Regions from separate parts of the Homo sapiens genome. Here regions 1, 2, 4 and 5 are each linked to region 3. Evidence: chromatin contacts called from ENCODE Hi-C or POLR2A ChIA-PET data. All regions are on one chromosome and are shown on one strand. Each heading gives the region's core, a stretch centred on a gene start or an enhancer-like site at or near the end of the contact. The rest is flanking DNA. Distances are from core to core; before and after follow the strand shown.

Region 1 (3,189 bases), core at 680-3,179, 630 kb after region 3:
AATCCCAGTTTTCGGAGGCTGAGATGGGAGGCCAGGAGTTAGAGGTTGCAGTGAGCTATGTATGATTGCACCACTGCTGCACTCCAGCCCAGTGAGACCTTGTCTCTTTTGTTTTACTTTGAGACCCTGTCTCAAAAAACAAAACTATTTGTTTCTTCCAGAGGATTAAGTTAAATCCCAAACTTCATATACTTTTTTTATCTATGAATACAACATATAACCCTTAATAAAGCCTACTTTTATAAGGGTGATAACTTTAACACTATTATCATGCCTAAAAAAATTGCTTAATATCAAATATCCAGCTGATGTGATGGCTCACGCCTGTAATCCCAACACTTTGAGACTTTTTTTTTTTCAGAGATGGGGTCTGGCTATGTTGCCTACGCTGGTCTCGAACTCATGCGCTCAAGCCATCCTCCCACATCAAAAAATTAAAAACAAATTAGCTGGGCTTGGTGGCATGCACCTATAGCCCCAGCTACTCAGGAGGCTGAGGCAGGAGGATGGCTTGAACCCGGGAGGTGGAGATTGCAGTGAGCCGAGATCAGGCCACTGCACTCCAATCTGGGCAACAGAGCGACACCCTGTCTCAAACAATAAAACTTTGTAGAGACGGAGTCTGGCTGTGTTGTCCAGGCTGGTCTCAGACTCCTAGCCTGAGTTGATCCTCCTGCCTGGGCCTCCCAAAACGCTGGGATTATAAAACCTAAGCCATTGCATCAGGCCTTGAATGTAATTTTTGATTAACCAAAACGGTTTAGTGGTTTGTTCTTTGGCAGATTAGTTAATATAATTGAGTTGTCAAATCTTTTCCGGGCTCTGTACTGGGCTTAGGGAATTGTAAAGATTAAGACACGTTGCCGGCCAGGTGTGGTGGCTCACGCCTGTAATCCCAGCACTTTGGGAAGCTGAGGTGGGTGGATCATCTGAGGTCAGGAAATCGAGACCAGCCTGGCCAACATGGTGAAACCTCGTCTCTACTAAAAATACAAAATTAGCCGGGCATGGTGGAATGCCCCTGTAGTCCCAGCTACCTGGGAGGCTGAGGCAGGAGAATCCCTGGAACCCAGGAGGTGGAGGTTGCAGTGAGCCGAGATCGAGCCACTGCACTCTAGCCTGGGTGAAAGAGCGAGACTCCTCCGTCTCAAAAAAAAAAAAAAAAAAAAAAAAAAAAAAAAAAAAAAAGGCACGTTGCCCACCCTTAGTTAAACGAGGGAGGAGATAAATATACAAATAAATTCAATTGAAGGGTATAAGGGCTTGTTGAATTAAAATTCTACAGGGAACTGAGGGCTGTAGAAAGTCATTAGCGATCCCGACACTTTTTTTTTTCTTTTTTTGAGACGGAGTCTCACTCTGTCCCCCAGGCTGGAGTGCAGTGGCGCGATCTCGGCTCACTGCAATCTCTGCCTCCCGGGTTCAAGTAATTCTCCTGCCTCAGCCTCCCGAGTAGCGGGGATTACAGGCGTGCGCCACCATGCCCGGCTAATTTTTTGTATTTTTAGTAGAGACAGGGTTTCACCATGCTGGCCAGGCTGGTCTCGAACTCCTGACCTCGTGATCCGCCCGCCTTGGCCTCCCAAAGTGCTGGGCTAACAGGCGTGAGCCACCGCGCTCGGCCGATCCCGACACTTTTTTAAAATGCCGAAGCCGGAATCGACACAGCACTTTCAAAGGTTCCTCCATAGCTCCCCTGAGATCCGGCCAGCGGGAAACCCCAACTGAGAACTGCAATGGCAGGGAAAGTGGAGGCTAGATCCTGTTTTTTGTGTTACCGCGATTCCCTTCAACTACCCTCAAGACGCCTACAAATTTGTTTGGCGGCACCTACAACTCCCAGAACGCAACGTGGGGGACGGAGGCGGAAGCAGCTGGCCAAGCCGAGGTCTGTGATTGGTGAAGAGCGACGGGCCAATTGGAGGAGTTGTTGTTAGGCCGTCCCGGAGACCCGGTCGGGAGGGAGGAAGGTGGCAAGATGGTGTTGGAAAGCACTATGGTGTGGTGAGGAGCTACTTCGGGGCAGGAGGGGCAGAGCTGGGTTCCGGGCGCGTGTAGCGCCAAGGCAGGGAGGGCCTGGGGTGGGGGCCAGGGGCTCATGGGCGAGAGGCGGCCCTGGCCCCGGAGGTAAGGAGCCCGCTGGACTCCCTGAGTCATCCCGGGGCCCTGGAGTGGCGGATAGTCCCGGGTTACCACTGTTACCCCCAGGGGGACGGTCATTGACTGGTCATTCCTGCTTCCTTTCTCTGTTCTAGCGCCGTCTTCTCTAGAGCAGCCCGGGTCTGTCTTTAGCTACAGTTCTGCTTTTCGGACTCATCGTAATAGTTTTCTGCCCTCCTTTCTTTGCAAAATAACGTCTATTAGGAAAATAGATTATTAATCCCTTCCTCTCCCCATTCCCTCGTCTCTAACTTCATTACCTTTCCCTGTATCATCTTCAAAGGTACCATTTACAGATTGCTTTTTATGTATCAGTCATTTTGTTTATCTCACTTATACCTCACAACCACACCTTAAGGTAAATTATCTCTCCATTTTACGGTTCAGGATACCGAGTCTCAGCGATTTTAAGTGATTTGTCCAAAATCATACAGCTAGTTAAGTGGTGGAGTCAAGATTTAAACCCACGGCTGTCTGACACAAAGGCTTTATCCGGTGAGGTAGCTCTCTTTGTCAGTTTCAGGCTTGGGCTGAGTACCTATTACGAGTCACATTAGAAGAGGAGGACATAAATTTTTGCAGGGTTTCAAGAGTTCCTTCTAAGTGTAATCACTGAATGTAATACAGAATAGTTGACGAACACAAATCACCGATTGGGTGAAACAGGCACCTATGAGATTTCTTCTTTTTATTTTCTCGGGGGAGCATAGCATTGCCAGATAACATACAGGATGCCCAGTGAAATTTGAGTTTCAGATAAACGATGAATAATTTTTTTTTGAGACGGTCTCGCTCTGTCTCCCGGACTGGAGTGCAGTGGCCCAGTCTGGCTCACTGCAGCCTCCGCCTCCCTGGTTCAAGTGATTCCCAGTGATTGAACTAATTTACACTTGCACCAACGATAGAACAGTGTTCTCTTTTCTCGCAACCTTGCCAGCATCTGTTATTTTTTTAGTTTTTAGTAATAGCCATTCTGACTGGTGTTAGGTGGTATCTCGTTGTGGTTTTGATTTATTTGCATTTCTCTAA
Region 2 (3,322 bases), core at 810-3,309, 540 kb before region 3:
CCTATTAACCAATTTCTAACCACCCCTATCCTTCACCATCCCATCCTCTGGTAACTGCTATTCTGCTCTCTACTTCTATGAGTTCAATGAGAACAACTTTTTAGATTCCACATATGAGTAAGATCGTGCACTATTTGTCCTTCTGTGTCTGATTTATTTCACTTAATGTAAGTCCTCCAGGTTAATCTGTTTTGCCACAAATGACAGGATTTTGTTCTATTTCATGGCTGAATAATAAATATATATATATATATATATATGCTGCTATTTTCTTTTCCCTTTTTTCTTTTTTTTTTTTTTTGAGACAGGGTTTGGCTCTATCGCCCAGGCTAGAGGGTAGTGGTGCAATCTTGGCTCACTACAACTTCTGCCTCCCAGGCTCAAGCTACTCTCCCACCTCAGCCTCCCCAGTAGCTGGGACTACAGGTATACACTGCCATGCCCAGCTAATTTTTGTATTTTTGTAGAGACAGAATTTCACCATGTTGTCCAGGCTGGTCCCCAGCTCCTGAGCTCAAGCAGTCCACCTGCATCGGCCTCCCAAAGTGCTGGGATTATAGACCTGAGCCACCGTGCCCGACCTAAATACTGCTTTTCTTGGTCCATTCATCTGTTGATGGACATTTAGGTTGATTTTATATCTTGGCTATTTTGAATAGTGCTGCAGTAAACATAGGAGTGCAGATAGCTCTTCAACATACTGATTTCATTTCCTTTGGATATATACCAAGTAGTTAGATTGCTAAATCATATAGTAGTTCTATTTTTAATTTTTTAAGGAATCTTCATACTATTTTCCATAATGGCTGTACTAATTTACATTCCCACCAGTTGTGTGTAAGGGTTCTTATTTCTCCACGTCATCATCAACAACACTTACTATCTCTAATAAGAAACAGCCAAGAGTCAAGATCCAAGTGAAGGTAAATAGAAAAGGGCAGAGACTGATTACTGCAAATAGTCTTTGACTGTCATCATACCAGTTTTGTGAATTTATAGTTACTTGGATTTCTCAGATTTGCTTAAAAGTACAGAGACAGATCAGCCAGAAAAGGTGGTAAGAGAGTGACTGCAAGGGCAGGAAATGAGACATTGTGCCTATAAGAAAAGTAACAACAGAAATCCCAAATGGGATTTCTTTTCTTTTTAAAAAAATTTTTTAAAATTTTTATTTATTTATTTGAGACAGTTTCACTCTGTCGCCCAGGCTGGAGTACTGTGGCACGTAATCTCGGCTCACTGCAACCTCCGCCTCCCAGGTTCAAGCAATTCTCCTGCCTCAGCCTCTTGAGTAGCTGAGACTACAGGCACCCGCCACTACATCCTGCTAATTTTTTGTATTTTTAGTAGAGAGGGAGTTTCACCATGTTGGCCAGGCTGGTCTCGAACTCCTGACCTCAAGTGATCCACCTACCTCGACCTCACAAATTGTTGGGATTACAGGTGTAAGCCATGGCACCCGGCCCCCAACAGGATTTCTTAATGTTTTAAACTTACGCTGTTGATTGAGATACATACATAATTTGTACCTGAAATTTCTTCATATTATAGTAGAAAATAGTGGAACATTTGAACAGATACCCTAAATGGGCTGTATTCCGTGGCTGCTCTAGGGGAAAGATCCCATGAAAGGAAAAAAATAAGAAAAATCTTACGAATTTGGGATCGAAATCTACAGAAGAGAAGTTTCTCCCTTTTTGATCCCTTAAGGATGATGGTAGTGAAATAGTAACCCAAAAAATCAACAATAGAAATCTCTTTCAGAGAACTCTGTACTTGAAAGCTACATGGGAGGTTCCCCATTATCATCATAGTCCCTAGTCAGTGTGAACAGAAGAGCTCTTAGACATTGGACATGGTTGTTGTCAGGTACAAAAGAGATAATGTACGTGAAAGCATTTTGTAAGTTGTAAAGTAATCATATAGTTGATAGTTATGTCCTCAGAATTCAGTGCCCTTCAAGGCTCTTGCCAGCCTTTCAAACCAAGCCATTTCTTCCTCTGATTTCCATATTTATTTTGATAGTGCCACTGCTTTTGGTCTCTCACACTGGTTCCAATACTTACTGATTCTTCAGGACCTTTGGCAAGTGTCACCTCTGTGAAGTCTTTCCTAATTTCTCAACAACCCAATATACTTTCTCTTCCCCTTTCTCTCCCCTTCCTCTTTTGCACTGATTTTCAGCTTTTGCTTTTTGTTTTGTTTTTTGCATACATGTTTCTGTTATAACACCACATATTTGTTCCTGAAAAACCTCATATTCTATAAAAACATGCACTAAAAAAAGGGTTATGAGAATATAGGGTTATAAGCAGACCACTTAAAATCTACATGACTATAGAAAGAAAGAAAACATTCATATAATTTTTAAATCAGAGCCCTAATAAAAATAGTAACAATTATAATAAAAATACTAGCATGGTTAAATCTCCACCGGCATTTGCACCTAGAAATAGAGCCAGTCCATCCTCTGCAGCCTTATTCCTGGGGCTCATGTTTTCTTCAAATTATAAGGTCTTGAAAATACTCACTTCTCATAAAGACTACTTTGTCAAAATTAAAAATACCATATGGAGACAGCTTTCTTCATCAATCAGTGTTTGATTGTTATTTTGTTTTGTTTTGCTTTTTTACACAGTGCAATATATTTGCATCCTTTTTATTTGCACTTGCCCTTTCCCCATATAGCATAACACAGTGGAAAGTGCAACAGTTCTTGAAGCTACAAAACCAGATACTTCTTGCAGAACACACTTCTGTAGGATTATCATCTTTTTTTCTTAAGGTATTGGTAAGGCTTCCCCTTTAATCATAAGAAAGCCTATCCATTCTGGAAAAATTACATGTGAACCAATATGCCTTCTGTGTTAAACTGACACCATTTCCATATTTATCCATCTCACAGAACTAAAGTACATTAAAGAAACATGTATATAGCAGAATAAATTATATTACTTTGATCATCCTTCACCCCATTGACTGTGAACTCACTGGGGACAGGAATTGTCTTTAACTTATCTGTGTGCCTGCAACAGTGCATGACATACTGCCTTATGGGGACTCAAAAGTATTTGTTGACTTGAATTAAATTATTTGTTCTGCTGCATAATAAATATAAATCTATACTATATGGAAGGTCCTGAATATGAGGATTAAAAAATGTAAACATGGCTTCTCCTGGCCCCCTTTCCTATCGGTACCTGCCTCTTAAAATCATTAAGTACTAAATCTAGAGATTACATGCTATTACATACTCATCTCTGTCAACCATGTTGAGACATGTTCTGATGCTTCTTAGAGATCAAGCCCAGTCTGTGTAAAA
Region 3 (3,655 bases), core at 706-3,205:
AACAACTATACTATCAACTTCTCCTGGAAATCCACCCACTTGTAAATACGCTATCTCTACTCTGCTGTTAAAGCTAGACCTTTGTTAAAATCCCTAAAGCTCAAGATGACTATTGTGAGAGAAAAAGACAAGCTGCTTCTCACACTTCACCCAAGGAACCAGCCAGGGACCTGTGCGTATTGGGCTAAAGGTAATACTAAACACAATACTTTAATCACAGAGTGGGCCATATCACTCAGCACAAATGCTAAGAAAGACAAAGAGAAAAAAGCAGGGCTTCTGGTGATAGAGGATGAGTAGCAGGGTTCCCTAGGCTATCCTACATGTCACATGAGAAATTAAAAAAAAAATAGTTTGGGGCTGGGAGCAGTGACTCATGCCTGTAATCCCAGCACTTTGGGAGGCTGAGGCAGGTGCATCACTTGAGCTCATGAATTCACTACCCGCCTGGGCAATATGTTGAAACCCCGTCTCTACAACAACAAAAAATAGTTTGCTAAATGTTTCCTCCTTATTTTTTTCTTTCTTTTTTAAAATTGCTACACGACAAAGCAGTTCCTTCTTTATTCAAGGTCTAAGCCACCTGTTAGGTCTCCCTGTGGAGGCGGCTAGCTATGTGGCCTTCTCCAAAGATCTCCACCTGAGTAATGGCACAGCCTTGCTTCAACATTTCCACAAATATTATGGTAGCAAGCTGATAAACAGAGAGGAAAATGATACTGTTTTTAACCTCAGGAAAACAAAGATACAGTAGGCTCACTAGTATTTACCCACCAGTTTTCATCAAAAAAATCAATACCTACCCTGGTGGTGCAGGGACTCTCACTACTGTAGTCAATCTCTTTTTTTTTTTTTTGTGGTCCCTGCTGCCCTTTAGTGACTTTTTGAAAAGATATGAAGTCAACGTATGACTCTTTTTAGTGGAATTATATTCCTTTCTCTTGGAAATTACGCATAGATATAACACCAAGTGTATTTAATGAGTACCTGAACCCAGTACTAAATTTTAAAAGTCAAATACAAACCCCAATAAGGGGTTTATTTGGCGTTAGTGTTTCCATCACGGAATCGCAGGTGCACTAAGTCCCTGCCTTGGAAGTCTAGGGGAAGAGAGAAGTGTCTTTCTCACGACCCTGTCGGCGTCTTTTCCAAGTTTAATTACCATGATTCTGTTTGGAACTCTAGCCCTCTTCAATATTGCTGGGTCCTCACTGAAGGTGAGCAATAGACCATCCTTAGCTACTAAAATAGGTCTCTTGAGAAAGTTGCCGCCTTAAACTAGCCATTATAATAACTACACTTCTCCCCTCCCCCAATACTGGTTTTTTTTTAAACGTCTTTACCTCGACCCCTATCTTTGCGGATTGAGGCTGCGGGCCCCAGCCCGGTTGCTGGGTCACTTACCTCTACAAACCAATAACACACATCACACCCAAGACCACCAGCCATCCCCTTTCCATTCACCGTCTTTCCAACCACCCGCCCCACGTCCATGCTCGGCCAATTATAGCACAGCGTCCAAGGTTTGAGCGGTAGGCCTATTGGCCAATCAGGAAGAGTACAGTACTGAGTGACAAACGACCCAACTAACCAGCGCCAAAGCAGCATGTCGTGTTGAAGCTCACCCAGCGTGACGCAAAAAGTGGCCAACCCCTGCGGAGCCTGAGACCATGGCGACCAATCCGCACTGGTGGGAGACCGTCTCCCGCCCCATCACGGTCTCCCCAGCTCGCCCGCCCGCACCCCTTCCACTTCACCTGCTTCTCCTCGCCGGTCTCCTCCGCAGGGTTCTCTTCTTCTTGTTTCTGGGACATGGCGGGACCGGGACTGTGGAGTGTAAGGGGCCCGGGAAGGCAACCGGAGAAGGGAAGGGGGAGGGGAAACGGGGACAACCTGCGCTGCTGCTTCGGCTCCTGTCACTAGGGTTGCTCAGTCAAAATGGCGGCCCTTGCCCGTGACGTTGCGACCGCCCCTTCCTATGAGAGCCAGTGGGAGTGAGGTAGATAGGGCAATGACGTAACGATCTACCAATAGTCGCCGTCTAAAGGTGGGCTCTATAGAGGCGACCGGCAAGCTGGAACACCAACCTGGAAAGAGAGTGAGCCACAAGGACCAATTGGAAGCCTGTGGGGGATATCGGGGGCGGGGCTGCTGGCTGTGGTACTTTTGCAGCTTTGGTGGGCTCCGGCTTCCTTCACTCCAGCCCACCGCGTCCGAGAGACTTAGCAGGGCGTCAAACTGGAGAGCGGAAGGATGGAACCTTTTATTCTCAGGTGGAGAGGATTAAGCTTTGCGGTGTTAGCAGAAAATGATCGAGCTCCAGAAAATGATTTGGAGGTCAGATTCGATTTTAAAGTAGTACTAACAGGCCGGGCGCGGTGCCTCACGCCTGTAATCCTAGCACTTTGGGAGGCCGAGGTGGGCGGATCACCTGAGGTTAGGAGTTCGAGACCAGCCTGACCAACATGGTGAAACCCCGTCTCTACTAAAAATACAAATATTAGCCGGGCGTGGTGGCGGGCGTTTGTAATCCCAATTACTTGGGAGGCTGAGGCAGGAGAATCGCTTGAACCCTGCAGGCGGAGGTTGCAGTGAGCCGAAATCGCGCCACTGCACTCCAGCCTGGGTGACAGGACGAGACTTTGTCGCGAAAAATAAAATAAAACGGTACCAATGGTATTACGATGTGTCACTTGGCCTGTGGAAGAGAGAGACTGAGTCTCAACCCGAGCTGTCTTGCAAAACACTAATGGCTTACGTTCCGTAGTTTCACTCTTATGTGTAGTTTTTATATTCCATCAGGGTGATCCCTTGGGGACTACGCTCCTTGAAACAAGGAGGACAGTGTAAGTATGTGGTAAACATTTGGTAAATACGGTTAATACTAGTTAACCTATCCAGAATTACAGTTTAACATTTCCTGGGCGTCTGTCTGTATGTGGATGGTACTGTGTTAGTTGGGGGGGGTACGTGTATAGTAAGGCAGTCTCTGCCCTTAGAAAGCTTACAGGCCTGGCTGGGCGCGGTGACTCACGCCTGTAATGCCAGCACTCTGGGAGGCGTAGGCGGGCGAATCACTTGAGGTCAGGAGTTCGAAACCAGCCTGGCCAACATGGTGAAACCCTGTCTCTACTAGAAATACAAAACAAGGCTGGGCACGGTGGCCCACGCATGTAATCCCAGCACCTTGGGAGGCCGATGAGGGTGGATCATGATGTCAGGCGATAGAAACCATCCTGGTCAACATGGAGAAACCCCGTCTCTACTAAAAATACAAAAATTAGCCAGGCGTGGTGGCGTGCACCTGTAGTCCCAGCTACTCAGGAGCCTGAGGCAGGAGAATCGCTTTTACCTGGGAGGCGGAGGTTGCAGTGAACCGAGATCGCATCTCGCCACTGAACTCCAGCCTGGGTGACAGTGAGAGTCCGTCTCAAAAAAAAAAAAAAAAAAAGAGTGGCAGATAAGAAGTGCTCTTTATGGAGATAATTTGGTGGTAATGAATAAAAAGACTCAGAATTCCAAGCAGAAAACTACCAGAGATGAACAGTCTAGCCGAGTCCTCTGCAAACGTTAGGTGGGAGATAATTAGGATTTAACCTAGAAACGTAGTAGTTAAGAATAGAAAATAGTGAACCTAACCAAGAGAGTCTGTGAC
Region 4 (3,342 bases), core at 425-2,924, 650 kb after region 3:
GTGAACCCGGGAGGCGGAGCTTGCAGTGAGCCGAGATCGCGCCACTGCACTCCAGCCTGGGCGACACAGCGAGACTCCGTCTCAAAAAAAAAAAAAAAAGAAAAAAACAAAAATTAGCCGGGCGGGTAGTGTCGCACACCTGTAATCCCAGCTGGTCGGAAGGCTGAGGCAGGAGAATTGCTTGAGCCTGGGAGACGGAGGTTGCCGTGAGCCGAGATCCCGCCACTGCACTCCAGTCTGGACGACAGAATGAGGCCCCGTTTCAAAAAATAAAAAATAAAAAACTTCGCCAAGGTAGGGAGTAGTGGCTCACGTCTGTAGGATTGCTTGAGACCAGCCTGGGCAACATGGCAAAACCCTGTCTCTTCAAAAAATAAAAAAGTTAGCAGGGCGATTTGGCGCTCACTTGTAGTCCCAGCTACTCAGGAGGCTGAGGCGGGAGGATCACTGGAGCCTGGGAGGTTGAGGCTGCAGTCAGCCGTGATCGCGCCACTGTGCTCCCGCCTGGGCAGCAGAGTGAGGCTCTGCCTCAAAAAAATTAATTAAAAAATAAAAACACGCCGTTAACGAGCGGCTGCGTGCGCGAGGTGGCACACTGGGCTTGCATACGAATTCTGCCAGTGAGTGCTATTAGAGCATCAAGGAGATTCATTTTCCGAGCGACTCCTCCCTTTCCCCCGCCTCCAGGGGGCGTGGCAACAAAGCGCGGGAAAACTCGACCTTGACCCCACCCCCACTCCATGCTGGGGGCGGGGAAAAGGGGAGCCCTTAAATGGGAAATGGAGCTGGCGGTTCCCCCCCCAGCCCATACTTAGGACGCCTATCAGTTGCTCCTTTAATGCCTCTTTGGAAATGGCCCGGCCACGCCAGCACTCCTACGTCACCTCCCCCGCTTCCGGTCCGCGAGCCCTTCCCAACCTTTAGGTCCCGATTCCTTCCATGCTCCAAATCCCGTGCCCCGTCCACGCCCTCCCGCAGAGGGAGGAGCGACGGGTTACGCTGTCGCCCAGGAGCTGAACCGCGCGAGGACCCCATCCATCAGATTATATGGCGATTTAGACGGTGGGAAGACCGCAAGGAAATGGTCAGCGGATGACGTAATGTTTGGGGTGGCGTCCCATTCTGTAACTTCTGTACGGCATCAGTGACACGGGTTTAGCTTGAAACAGCGCAAAAGGACCTACACTTCTGTGCTCCACTCCGACTCAATGCGGTTCTGCTCTCAGTGCCCACCACACAGAAGCTGGGTTCCTTACATTCGCGAAAGTGAACTGCAGCTTCAAGCTTCGAGCGGCCAGTAGGGAGCGAGGGGCGGAGACGCACCTGGGTGCTCCCCCTTCCAGTAGGCAAGCTGGGAAGCAGGCTGGCTTCTTTCTAAGCGACAGTGGCGGAGGCCAATCGTTTACGAGACTCGTAGATGGGGCAGACGGACCCCGGCGCAGCCAATGGGGAGAGGTATCTTCAGAGGGCCTCGGCCCCTTGCCCAATGAGCATAAGAGGACTGTGCGGGGCTAGTTCCGAGCGGCAGTATTTAGGGCCAACCCAGTGCGGGGCTGGAAGGGGCACAGGGCTGAGCGACGGGGGCAAGGGCCAATGGCGAGTGCGAAAACGGGCAGCCCAGACCTGGAGCGCGGAGGGAGGAGAGGGAGTGGGGAGGCCGAACCGGAGAGAAGCAGGAAGTAGCGGCGGCCGCGGGGAGGGCGGCGGTGGCTGCAGCGGCTGGAGCGGGGTAGAGACCGCCGGGTCTCGGCCCGCACCAGGAGCGGAACAAGTAAGCGTGCCTGGGGTAAATACCCGCCCTTGGCTCCGCCCCCTTGGGGGGGGCGGGTAAATACCCCCGCCCCTCCCCCACTTGGTCAACTACCCCCTTCTCCGCGCCGCCCCCTGGGGCGGCTTCTAGGAAGGCCCAGACACCGCCTCCATCCATTGGGGCGGATGGGCGAAACTCCTGGCCTGTTGTAAGCACAGTCCGTAGCCGGGTAAACCCCCAGGAGGGTCGAGAACCCCAGGTCCTGGCGCCCCCGGCTCGAGAGGCACCCGAAGTGCGGCCCGGAGATTGAAGGCTGCGGGATGTCGCGACCTAAAATGGTGTCCGTTCCCGGGGATGGGGGCGGGGGACCTGGGCCAGGCCGGAGCAGAACCTGCACCCCGACTGGGTGCGGGTCAGCGTCCGGGCCCGGGCAAGACTCAGGCTTGCGCCCCCGGCCCCCTGCGCACCCCCCGATCAGTCTCCAGTCTCTAGCGAGCCTCCGGGAGTGCGCGGCGGGAGGAGGCTCCGCTGCGCCCGGAGGGGAGGGGACGAGGTCCGAGTTGGGACGGACCCCAGCTAGAGAGCTGAGAGTCGCGCAGAGACCGTCCCCTCTCTCCTCCCCTCTTTCCAGCTCCCCACCCTATCCTGTGTAGTCCTGGGTCCCCAGGTGCTGCGCAGCAGCTCCCAAAGGGCCTGGCCTGGCTGAGGCCCGGCCTTCGCTTCGCACGCCGGTGCGAGTGAGAGAAGGGCCGCGCGCCTCAGTTTCCCTTGTAGTTTCTCATGTGTACACCCCGCCCCCTCCTCGAAACCCAGGACTTGCTCCCCGCGCCAGCCCTCGGCAGATGGCAGGGACTTAATTCCGTCTGCTACCCAGCTTGGCCTCAACCTAATCGCCGCCAGCCCCTCGCCCTCCTCTGCGCTGCAGGCCTTGGGCCCGGGCAAAGGTCAGTGGAGCCCCCACTCGACCTGGGCCTGTTCAGCCTCTTCCTGTTCAGCCTCTTTGGCTTTTGGGGAACCACAGAGGGAAAGGGGGCGGGGGAGATAGGAGCCCTAGAGACAGGGCTCAGCAGTCGCAGGAAGGCCTGATCCTCCTTGGCTTGAGCTTGGCGGCTTGCTTGGTCGACTGTCTGCTCTGGGTGGGTGGCCATCGGATGACCTCTAAGTCACTGGGGCACCCAAGAGGGAGGTGGCTGGCGGGGTGTGGGGGCGGGTGAGTTCGCAGGTGTTTTCTCCTAGTCCCCGCTGGTCTTCGTTGTAGCAGTCCACTTTTCTGAGTACCTGAGTGGAAGGTAGCTCAGGCCTCTGGTCAGGAGGGAACCAGGCTTAGGAGCCAGGCCTATAGAGACAAGGGTTTTTGTTTAAACCCAGATTCTGCAGAATTGAATAGGGTGGGGGTGAGGGGAGGACTCCCCCTTTGGTTTTGCCCCCACCCCAACCTTGGTCCCAGCAATCCCAGCTGCCACTTGCTGGGACTGTCTCTAGTTACAGTCTGAAGACTGGAGAGAGGTGGGAGAGCTGGCTGGGAAATGGCCTGCAACCTGGGCAGGGAATGGATAGGGATAGACTCTTTAGTTGCTTCTTCGTAGATACAG
Region 5 (3,550 bases), core at 894-3,393, 550 kb after region 3:
GGAGGCCGAGGCGGGTGGATCATGAGGTCAGGAGATCGAGACCATCCTGGCTAACATGGTGAAACCCCATCTCTACTAAAAATACAAAAAATTAGCGGCCGGGCACGGTGGCTCATGCCTGTAATCCCAGCACTTTGGGAGGCTAAGGCGGGCAGATCACGAGGTCAGGAGATCGAGACCATCCTGGCTAACACAGTGAAACCCCATCTCTACTAAAAATACTAAAAAATTAGCCGGGCGTGGTGGTGGGCGCCTGTAGTCCCAGCTACTCGGGGGGCTGAGGCAGGAGAATGGCGTGAACCCGGGAGGTGGAGCTTGCAGTGAGCCGAGACTGCACCACTGCACTCCAGCCTGGGCAACAGAGTGAGACTCCGTCTCAAACAAAAAGAAAAAAAAAAGAACTGAAGAGTGCAAGCTCGCATTTAAGTGTCAGGGCATCTGAGTCCCTAGGCAACTAGGAGCTGGAAGGTGAGAGGGAAACTGGAGTGGGGACGAGTGAGAGACAGCACAGCCACTTGGGTTCTACGAGGCATGGATGTCAGGGTCCCCATACCCTTCTTCTCGCCTGTGAAGGGCACCAAGTCATCACGCTCTTTGACTTCTAGTGCCTGTTGCTCCAAGTACTGCAAAAGGGCCTCTCGGTCCAGTGGCCCCGTTGGGCTCTTCTTTGTCTGGTCACGTTGTCTTAGTCCAGCTGGCAGGAGCATGTTCTTAGGGATGAGTTTTGGGGAGCAAGTCAGACCTCCCCTCTGACCTAGGTACTGCTAGGGCTCCCTAAAACATCACCGGACACCTTTCCCCTGGCCTTCTTAGGACCCTAGGTCCTGTAGCAAACCCTATTCTCAGCCACCCAGAGCCCAACACCCTTCCCAAATGCCTGGGACTGCCTCTGGTTCCCTGTGCTGGAGCCCCTACCTCAGGATCCATCTCCTGTAGTTCGCAGTCCAGCTGCTCTAGCTCCTCGGGGCTCAAGGTCCTTAGGATCTCATCTTCATCTATGTCTCTGTATTTCTCCAGTTCCTTCTGATATGATGACATGGTGGCCCCCACCCCCTCCCCACTGTGTGGTACTCACAGAGCCTGGGCAACATGGGACAAAAGGATGGACAATGGTAAGATGGACAGGGACACAGCAGGGACACAAAGAGACCAGCCAGGGGGGCAGAACATTGGATTGGATTTCTTGGAGATTAGAAGTCTAGTTGAGGATGGGAAGTGGGGAAGATTAGGTTGTTTAGAGTTAGAACTAGAGTCTCCTTTCTGCTTCCCCAGCTTCCAGCCACTCTGGATGGGGATCCCAGACATCTAAGCTGGGTTTGTCTTCCCACGGTATGACAGAGAAATCCTGGCAGCACCCCTCCCCTATAACCTCACTTGTCAGTGCCTTCGCCCTAACACAGCTGCTGGAAGCCCTGCCAACACAGCTGGTCCTATGCCCAGTTCCTATTGAAAGGGGATGAGGGGTGGGGGAATAGAGAGCTTCAGGGAAATTCCTCCTCTCCTCCTCATAATCCAGGCTTTTTCCTAAACCGGATAAAAAAACCAAGGACAATGAGGTGTAAGGGGAAGAGAGAGTCTCTTACCCCATCCTCATTTCCCTTTTATTGTGGGGGATCAAGATTTCACTTTCTGTGTTTGCTAAAATTTGAAGTCTTAAGGGAAAGCAAGGGCTCGGAGCAGTTGGGGGACTTCCAGGTTGGGGGAAGGGTAGTAAGGCCTCTGTGAGTCCCCATAATCTGTCCCTTGCTTTGGACAGGAAGGTGACACCAGACCAATGGGTGTAAATAGGGTAAAGTTTCTTTAAAAACAGTGGGAATATTAAACTCGCACAATTTTGTACAATATAAGATACGCATAAGGAGCTATGCATACACACCATGCTGAATATGAAAGATCCAGAAAGTATGTGAGACACATCGACAATGTAAACTATACACAGTTAAGGGGTAGGACGGCACAGTGGCAGAAATATACACTGAGTGACAGAGACAGGGACACACTCCACATCATTCCCCATAGGAGCCACTCTTCTCCTCCCATCTCCCACCGGGCTCTCATCCATAAGCCCCCTGTCTTCCCCACCTACCAGTCCTGGTGGTCACCTCCCTTCTCACCTCCCCTGTGTCAGTAGGTCTGTCTGTTCTACTAGAGCACTGTCCCAGCAGCAGGAGGAGCCCGGTGCCGGGGGAGAGGGTGGGGGAACAGTGAGCTCAGCATTTTATTATTTTAGCTCTGGCCAGGTGGGGGGTAGTGGGAGATCACATATACACAGCCCCCATACCCTGCCCAGCCCTGAGAGCCTCTAGTGGTCATTAACAGCCATGGCATCTCTTCCACTTCCCTTCATACAAGCCCCAGTCTGAGACATATGAGTTCGACTAGAATCAGCCAGTTCCTCCTTATTTGGTGCCTGCTGTATTCAAAACAGTGAGTGTAAAGTGATAGGAAGGTCAATACAAGGATGTGTTTTGGTGTGCAATTTTCAGATGTTTATAATTTAGTTGGAGGAATGAATACAATTTAGAAAGGACAGCTCATAATAAATGCTATCGAATAAAGACCCAAATATATGCAGGTATTCAAATACTTCTTGCTCCCAACCCTAGACTGGACACCAGACAAAAGGGATCTTTCTATTTTATTAGATTAAAAAACACAACGAAACCTGTAAGAACTAGGGGAAAAGGAAAAAGAAACAGATTAGGCAAAGATCAGAGATGACAAAGGGGAGAAGCAGGGAGAAGAAACGGAACAGCAAGAGCCCCAATCAGGGCAGGAAAGAAGTTTCTGAGGACTAGACATCTCTTCATTTAATGACAATTTTCTGGCGCAAGGCTCGGGGCCCAGAGCCAGGGAGGGGCTCAGGAGGTGGCGGGCCGGGGCCCAGGGCTGAGGCAGTGGGCGGCAGTCCATGGGCAGTAATGTACTTCTTGTAAGCCTCACGAATGATCTTGAAGGCTCGAGCAGTGGCATAGGGTATGTCTGTAACAGGGTCCCGGTATAGGGCTGGACGATGGGTCACTGGACAGACCTCACGAACAGGGACTTTTGGGGGCCGCCCTTGGGGGAACCATTCCTCGAAAGTTGCATCATCACTAAAAGTGATGAAGGTACGTGAGCAGCGAGCAGGGGGGTTGACGGGTCCAGTCCCAGCATGAGGAGTCAATGCAGACACCGAGGGAGCAGGATCAAGTCTGAGGACAAAAGACAAGGAAAAACACAAAGAGCTGAGGAGAGAAGACAACAGATACAGAAAGAAGGAAATCAGGCTGGGTGCAGTGGCTCACACCTGTAATTCCAGCACTTTGGGAGGCTGAGGCAGGCAGATGACGAGGTCAGGAGTTCGAGACCAGCCTGACTAACAAGGTGAAACCCTGTCTCTACTAAAAATACAAAAATTAGCCGGGCGTGGTGGCGGATGCCTGTAATCACAGCTACTCAGGAGGTTGAGGCAGGAGAATCACTTGAAGCCAGGAGGCGGAGGTTGCATGGAACCAAGATCGTGCCATTACACTCCAGCCTGGGTGACAGAGCAGCGAGACTCCATCTC

Evidence for each region. Hi-C counts contacts between places; a loop is a spot of excess contacts on that map. ChIA-PET counts read pairs that join two places held with the same protein, here RNA polymerase II (POLR2A). Pooled maps may share reads with other maps.
Region 1: a loop to region 3 is called in a pooled map, with 10 times the contacts of the local background. The contact joins the promoter of PSMD4 here to the promoter of ENSA in region 3. A Hi-C loop is called at or near these places in 7 of 50 pooled maps. POLR2A ChIA-PET finds 5 or more read pairs at or near these places in 2 of 52 experiments (activated CD8-positive, alpha-beta memory T cell and naive thymus-derived CD8-positive, alpha-beta T cell).
Region 2: a loop to region 3 is called in a pooled map, with 2.5 times the contacts of the local background. The contact joins the enhancer-like site here to the promoter of ENSA in region 3. A Hi-C loop is called at or near these places in 1 of 50 pooled maps. POLR2A ChIA-PET finds 5 or more read pairs at or near these places in 2 of 52 experiments (T-cell and naive thymus-derived CD8-positive, alpha-beta T cell).
Region 4: a loop to region 3 is called in a map of naive thymus-derived CD4-positive, alpha-beta T cell, with 20 times the contacts of the local background. The contact joins the promoter of ZNF687 here to the promoter of ENSA in region 3. A Hi-C loop is called at or near these places in 1 of 168 maps with a recorded cell type or tissue (naive thymus-derived CD4-positive, alpha-beta T cell) and 11 of 50 pooled maps. POLR2A ChIA-PET finds 5 or more read pairs at or near these places in 1 of 52 experiments (CD4-positive, alpha-beta T cell).
Region 5: POLR2A ChIA-PET joins it to region 3 with 12 read pairs in PC-9. The contact joins the promoter of TMOD4 here to the promoter of ENSA in region 3. A Hi-C loop is called at or near these places in 1 of 168 maps with a recorded cell type or tissue (naive thymus-derived CD4-positive, alpha-beta T cell) and 10 of 50 pooled maps. POLR2A ChIA-PET finds 5 or more read pairs at or near these places in 2 of 52 experiments (PC-9 and activated T-cell).

What each region holds. Positions count from the first base shown.
Region 1 is chr1:151,252,805-151,255,993 of GRCh38, forward strand. It overlaps PSMD4 (proteasome 26S subunit ubiquitin receptor, non-ATPase 4), which reads left to right and starts at 1,930. Exons shown (of 10, transcript NM_002810.4): 1 at 1,930-2,004. The coding sequence starts at 1,979. RefSeq lists an enhancer at 1,822-2,011 and a silencer at 2,052-2,191.
Region 2 is chr1:150,088,197-150,091,518 of GRCh38, forward strand. The region is part of intron 10 of VPS45 (vacuolar protein sorting 45 homolog); the gene reads left to right. Among named protein-coding and RNA genes, the nearest start is that of VPS45, 22 kb to the left of the region's middle. Within about 2 kb of position 2,060, at least 4 of the 41 ENCODE cell types and tissues checked have a DNase peak (open chromatin) inside an H3K27ac peak, as active enhancers do.
Region 3 is chr1:150,627,657-150,631,311 of GRCh38, forward strand. It overlaps ENSA (endosulfine alpha), which reads right to left and starts at 1,956. Exons shown (of 4, transcript NM_004436.4): 1 at 1,758-1,956. The coding sequence starts at 1,814. It overlaps LOC112268239 (a long non-coding RNA gene), which reads left to right and starts at 2,163. Exons shown (of 2, transcript XR_007066603.1): 1 at 2,163-2,846. RefSeq lists enhancers at 1,671-1,940, 1,683-2,650, 2,651-3,620.
Region 4 is chr1:151,280,625-151,283,966 of GRCh38, forward strand. It overlaps ZNF687 (zinc finger protein 687), which reads left to right and starts at 1,675. Exons shown (of 9, transcript NM_020832.3): 1 at 1,675-1,771. ZNF687-AS1 (ZNF687 antisense RNA 1) reads right to left here and starts at 1,305. Exons shown (of 2, transcript NR_135595.1): 1 at 919-1,305. RefSeq lists silencers at 555-895, 1,577-1,856, 2,137-2,296 and enhancers at 638-1,522, 1,017-1,216, 1,247-1,476, 1,523-2,408, 2,717-2,786.
Region 5 is chr1:151,173,838-151,177,387 of GRCh38, forward strand. It overlaps TMOD4 (tropomodulin 4), which reads right to left and starts at 2,144. Exons shown (of 10, transcript NM_013353.3): 1 at 2,087-2,144; 2 at 916-1,080; 3 at 554-710. The coding sequence starts at 1,038. VPS72 (vacuolar protein sorting 72 homolog) reads right to left here. Exons shown (of 6, transcript NM_005997.3): 6 at 2,467-3,194. The coding sequence ends at 2,807.